Regions from separate parts of the Homo sapiens genome. Here region 2 is linked to region 1. The links are chromatin loops, found by intact Hi-C in ENCODE. Cell type or tissue: heart left ventricle. All regions are shown on one strand. Links, peaks and the distances in the headings refer to the core of each region. The heading gives the core; the rest is flanking DNA.

Evidence for each region. A loop is a pair of places that touch in the nucleus more often than their neighbours do. Peaks named below come from ENCODE experiments on the same cell type or tissue, not always from the same donor. Only the 100,000 strongest peaks of a DNase experiment are listed, where the experiment ranks them.
Region 2: it touches region 1 in a loop (7-fold over the local background); 1 of 110 quality-filtered maps calls a loop at or near these places.

What each region holds. Positions count from the first base shown.
Region 1 is chr5:55,576,064-55,578,985 of GRCh38, reverse strand. No RefSeq gene overlaps it. Among named protein-coding and RNA genes, the nearest start is that of PLPP1, 43 kb to the right of the region's middle. In heart left ventricle, for the core only: no CTCF peak of the experiment used is centred there; a DNase peak (open chromatin) is centred at 1,421; H3K27ac peaks cover 2,500 bases.
Region 2 is chr5:55,632,516-55,635,437 of GRCh38, reverse strand. SLC38A9 (solute carrier family 38 member 9) reads left to right here. Exons shown (of 16, transcript NM_173514.4): 14 at 1,536-1,684. Among named protein-coding and RNA genes, the nearest start is that of SLC38A9, 78 kb to the left of the region's middle. In heart left ventricle, for the core only: no CTCF peak of the experiment used is centred there; a DNase peak (open chromatin) is centred at 1,657; H3K4me3 peaks cover 724 bases; H3K27ac peaks cover 2,500 bases.

The DNA.
Region 1 (2,922 bases), core at 130-2,629:
ACAGCCTTGGAAAGGCAAAGGAGAGTAGGAATTAGTCAAATATTTTAGGGTCAGTAGACAGACTAATTTGGGAAGATAGAGATCTTCCCTATCTTCCCAGGGAGATAAGATGGGAAGTGCAACTCCAGGCTGGATTTTCATAGCTTGTGGATGCTTGGCTGAATTTAGACCTTTATCTGATAGCATACAGGAACATGCCACTGAAAGCTTTTTTTTTTTTTTTTTTTTTTGACAGAGTCTTGCTCTGTCACCCAGGCTGGAGTGCGTTGGCATGATCTCTGCTCACTGCAACCTCCGCCTCCTGGGTTCAAGCGATTTTCCTGCCTCAGCCTACCAAATAGCTGGGATTACAGGCGTGTGCCACTACACCTGGCTAATTTTTGTATTTTTAGCAGAGACGGGGTTTCACCATTTTGGCCAGGCTGGTCTCGAACTCCTGACCTCAAGGGATCCACCCACCTCGGCCTCCCAAAGTGCTGGGATTACAGACGTGAGCCACCACATCCAGCCCTGCTGAAAGCTTTTGAGCAAAGGAATGACATGATGAATGGAGTTAGGCAGATGAATTTTCGGAGGGAAATAACTGGAGTGCTAAAAGGCCATTGCTGTATTAGCCGTGAGAGAATTGCAGTAGAAATGAAAATGGACAGGTACAGGTACAAGAGATATTGTGAGGGAAAAAAGTAATAAGTTGACTGTACTGGCTAATTATATGTGGTGGATGATAGAAGAGTTTAGGGTGAGTCTCTGAGGTTTCAAGGCTGGATAACAGGAAAGTGGTGGTACCATTAGCAAAAATGGGAACATAGGAAACATGCTGATTTAGAAAACGATTTCCTCCTGATAAGCAACCACAACAATAGCCCCAACCAACTTTATATCCTGGCATGGCCCAGGATACTATGATCACAATGGCAGAAGAAAGACAATTTGAGACAAAATTGCCTTAATTTTCTGATCACTAGTTAATATTCTGCCTTCTGTCTATAAAAACATCTGTCAGGCTTATGACTGGTTTTCCAAGAGTGATGGGTATACACAGATTTCTGCCTACTTTCCACCCATCCTAACAACTGTCGCTGGTCACACAGCTGACTAGAAGTGCAGAGAGAAATGTGCATGCTGGGATCAGGGCCAAACTAACCTGCCTGTATGGGGTTCAGACCAGAGACTGGCATCGTGAATTCTGGCTTTCTGTGCACTCTCAGTACATGCACCTTTAGAAAAGCATTGATCTAATTCTGATTTCATTCTGACTTAGCATGATCCACTAGAAACCTCCTTGTAGGAATCTGAAGTTCTGAGTTCAACTCACAAATACACTGGCTTCATTGCCTTATAGTGGCCTCGTCCTCAGAATAGCATAGTTATTTGCAGCCAAGGGCAGACCTTTATACACTATTGGCAGCCTCTTCTCGGCGGAGCTCGTGGGAGCCTGAAAGGAAGAAGTCCAGACATGCAGGCAATTTTCTCCTCTGTTCATCAATCCACTCCATTGTCTTTTTCAGTGGTTTGACCTCATGCCACAGTTGTAAGGTATTTTGGAAAGCCCTGAGATATATTCATAGCTGTGGCTGTACAAACAAAAGATTTTTAATTAAAATAAAAGCAATAATAGAAACATTTTCAAAAAGAGGGTTGGTTTTTTAAAAAGCCAAATGTCTTTGTCAAATTCTAACTGGGATAGTTCCATGTGTAGATTGTTTTCTTTTCCTGTGACTTCTTATCACAGATAATTAATAAGAATTTGTGGAACACCCACTCTGTTCAGAGCACAATAATAGTACTGCCACTGTTTAGGGTTTAAAGCAAGTTGCCAATTCAATAAACCCAGTAAAGGGTTTCTTTTTTTTACCCCTTTGTAACAACCATCTTTTATCTGAGAGATTGAATATATTTCAATGGTAGAATCATGTGGCATCATATATCATGATTTATCATAAATTTGCAGTTGACCTATCAAGTGAGATTGAACTATGATATGAAGCCACCATAGAAAAAGTTTTTCTCTATTTCTTCCCTCTTCAGTCTTCTAATGGAAGTATAGTTTGAGTGGTGAGAGAAATGTTCCAAGAACAGGCAGATGCAACATCAGCATCTGCCACAATAGAAATGAGTAATGAAGTCTCAGGATAATTTTCTGTTTTTGTTTTGGCAATAAAAACCCGACTTGTGTTTTTATTACTCTTCTCAATCACTTCTTAAGCCAGTAAACCTGATATAGGCAAATCAATTAGTTCAGAAATGTCTTCAATAATGGGATACTCTTAGAGAATGGGCAAGTGACTTCGGGAGGCCCAAGTGGGAGGATCACTTGAGCTCAGGAGTTCAAGATCAGCCTGAGCAACATAGTGGGACCCCATCTCTTTAAAAAAAAAAAAAAATGAGAGAGAAAATAGGCAAGTGATTCAAGCAACTCATTATTTCAACCACAGTCACACAGCAGGAAGATATTCAAAACCAAATAAATGCCCCAGAACTTGCATAAGAACAAACACACAGAAAGAAAAGATAAGACTCTGTGGAAACCAGTTGGATTTCATCTGTTACTTCAGCCGTTGGGCAAGATCTGTTTGACATGTACTTCTGTAAAAGTTTCTTATCTATGGAACCAGCTAAGTTCTTTGAAATATCACTTCATCTTGATATTCCTAATGATGATGAAAGATTTGTTTGCTGAGCTGTGTCCAAACACAAGCTGAAGTGGAGATTCTAGGTACATATCAAGATGATTTGGACCAAAAGGAGCTCTTTTGATAATTTGGAGCCCATTTCACTATGTTTCACTTTCGTTGAGGTTTCCATAGTGGAATGGTTATCATGTTTACTGCACACTTATGTTTCACTTTCAGTAACTGGGATTAAATGGACAGACACTAAACAATTTGTGTTGTGTCTGGGCATGGTGGCTCACGCCTGTAA
Region 2 (2,922 bases), core at 251-2,750, 56 kb before region 1:
AATACCATCTCTGCTATCTACTCCAAGTATGGGAATTTAGGCACCTTCCCTTTTCTTTCTGAGCTTTATTTTTCTTTTCCATTAAATAGTATAATAAGTACCCCCATTTGATTTTTAGATGGACTCTGAGATAATGTACTACATGCCAGGCACCTTGTGGTACTCAAATAAATGTCTACTATTATGTACATATATTTCTCTTTTTGTGGGGAACTGGTACAAGTAGTTCTCATGTAGTTATAAAACCACAGAGAATACATTGAAGGAACTCCCTATTTTTAAAAGCCTGTATCAGGAATGCCCTGGATAAACTAGAGTCTTTGTTTATCAGACTCTAATGATTAATCAGACTCTCATTCTTATATTGAGTGACAGGCAGCAAAACAAAAAAAGAGTATTTGGCTGTTAAAAAAAGAGAGAGAGATGTCCTATGAGTCACCAGAGGGTTAAAAAAAAAAAAAAAGAGAGACAGAGTAAAAGAAAAAAATATTTTAATAAAAGATTGCCATAACTAATATTTTCTTTGATTTAACCCATCAAAAACTTAGCAATAGTATAGTCTTTAGTTATAAGTGACTGAAGAGTTTCTCACAAAAAACAACATTTCACAAGTGACTTTCTGGTCAGAAGAAATTCCTCTTATAGAGTACAATGGAATATACTAATGTGATTTATTACAGCTGAATTATAATGGTTATTTCAGCAAAATAATGTTAATAGTGTTCTCATCTTTATAAGAGAAATAAGTTTGAATTACTGCTATTATGGCAGCTTGGAAATGTTCTTATTTTCTTGATTTCCTTGACTCCAGAAGTTCTTTGGCAGCCAAATGTTTGCTGGCAATTTCCCTGATATGAACAAACTCATACAAAGCCTACTCCCTTGGGAATAGGAATATTTGTGGTATTTGTATTTGAAAGAAAAGATAAAAATTCTAAGTAATTAACTTTTTTTTAAGATACCAAACCAAAATGGAGAAAAGGGTCATGAAAGGAAGTAGAGATAAATCCTTTTAAATTTAGTGATAGACTAAACAATGATGTAGTAGGTGATAGACATACTCTCACCTTATTCTGTCATCTTTACTTCAAAAGTGCTTACAGTGCTTCAGAGGAGGAAAGCAGCAGAGCCAGAGAGGGTAAAATAACACTGAATTAAATTAGCTCTTTACATCTTTAAAGTGGACTGGTATTTTCCTTGAACCACATAAAGCAATGCTTTCTCGATCTATCTGTGGTGAAGGACAAAATTGTCTTTGCTGTTGCTTTAATGTTAAATAAATTGCAGGCTGATACTTTTGTAAAATAGAATAAAATTGTGGCAATGTCAGATTCCTGTAAAAGTTTCTGAACACTTTCGGTTTCTATACTTACCTCATTGAAAAAATACTTAACAAGTAGTTGTGGATGGGCACTAGTCCACAAACCACAATCGGAGTAGCACCTGTGTTCAAAATAAGCAGAAGACATTCCATTTTATGAATGTGTGTACTGAATTTGATTTTTAACATGACCTCATTATCTTTCTTGGATTAGAATTTTTTAGACAACTTCCCTAGCAGTGACACCCTGTCCTTCATTGCAAGGATATTCCTGCTGTTCCAGATGATGACTGTATACCCACTCTTAGGCTACCTGGCTCGTGTCCAGCTTTTGGGCCATATCTTCGGTGACATTTATCCTAGGTAAGGGCTCTTCTCTTGACCAGCAGGATGTGCCAAGCAACAAATGACTGTGCAAGCAGGTCAGTTTAAAGTGTGACTGATCCTTTTGCTATAAAAATGCCTAATGCAAGTGGTGACTAAAGATAGATCATTGGTGTCCTCTTCCCTGAAGAGCTTTAAAAATAGAAGCCACTCCCTTGTCTAGAATGATTTAAAGTTCATTCCTTCCAGTATAGTTAATTAGCTCCGATACCATTTATATTTATCTTATTATTTAATTGCTATTGATTTACATATTGTCAAGAAGTTTATAGTGTATAGTACCTATGTTGGCAATGTGTAGCTAATGAGAAGCAACACTTTTAATTATTGGTCATTGAAACTATCAGGGCCAAGGGAAAACTTCCCCTTTGCCCTCTGAAGTTTTGTTGAAAATGACCGACAAGAGGCAGATTAATAGGCAAAAAGGGCCCGGCTCAGTGGCTCATGCCTGTAATCCTAGCACTTTTGGAGGCCAAGGTGTGTGGATCGCTTGAGCCCAGGAGTTCAAGACCAGCCTGGGCAACATACTGAAACTCCATCTCTACAAAATTTTAAAAAATCAGCCGAGCATAGTGGGCATGCTTGTAGTCCCAGTTACTCAGGAGGCTGAGGTGGGAGGAGGAGGATCGTTTGAGCCCGGGAGATCGAGGCTGCAGTGAGCTGAGATCACGCCACTGCTCTGGGTGATACAGTGAGACCCTGACTCCAAAAGAAAAAAAAAAAGGAGAAAAGGCATATAAATGTATTTGAATGTGGTTTTATGTTACATGGGAGCCTTTAGAAAGAAGACCCAAAGATACAGGGGAAATTGTCCTTTTTTATGGTTATGTTTATGTGAACAGCCATGTCTAATGCTAATAGACTGAGTGGGGAACTCCAGCAAGGCCCCTCTGTCTAGATTCTTAGCCTCTCTGAGCATGTGTTTTTTTCATCTGCGTCTGGGGCAGGACCCTCTCTGGAATGGGAGTCTTATGACCTGCAGTCAAACAAGACAGGTCAGATCATTTCTTTATGGCTAGTTTTTACACAGAAATAGTGGGAAATTGGAGTGATATTTTTAGGTTTTACGGCCAGCTTGAGGGAAAAGGTTTCCATGTTCCACTTTGGGGAAGAGGGATTCTAGTTTCTAAGATAGCTTCGGGAGAATGGGACTGAGATTCAGAAGGTCAGAGAAAAACTTTTGTTTCTGAGGCTTTCATTTTAGGGTATGGTTTTCT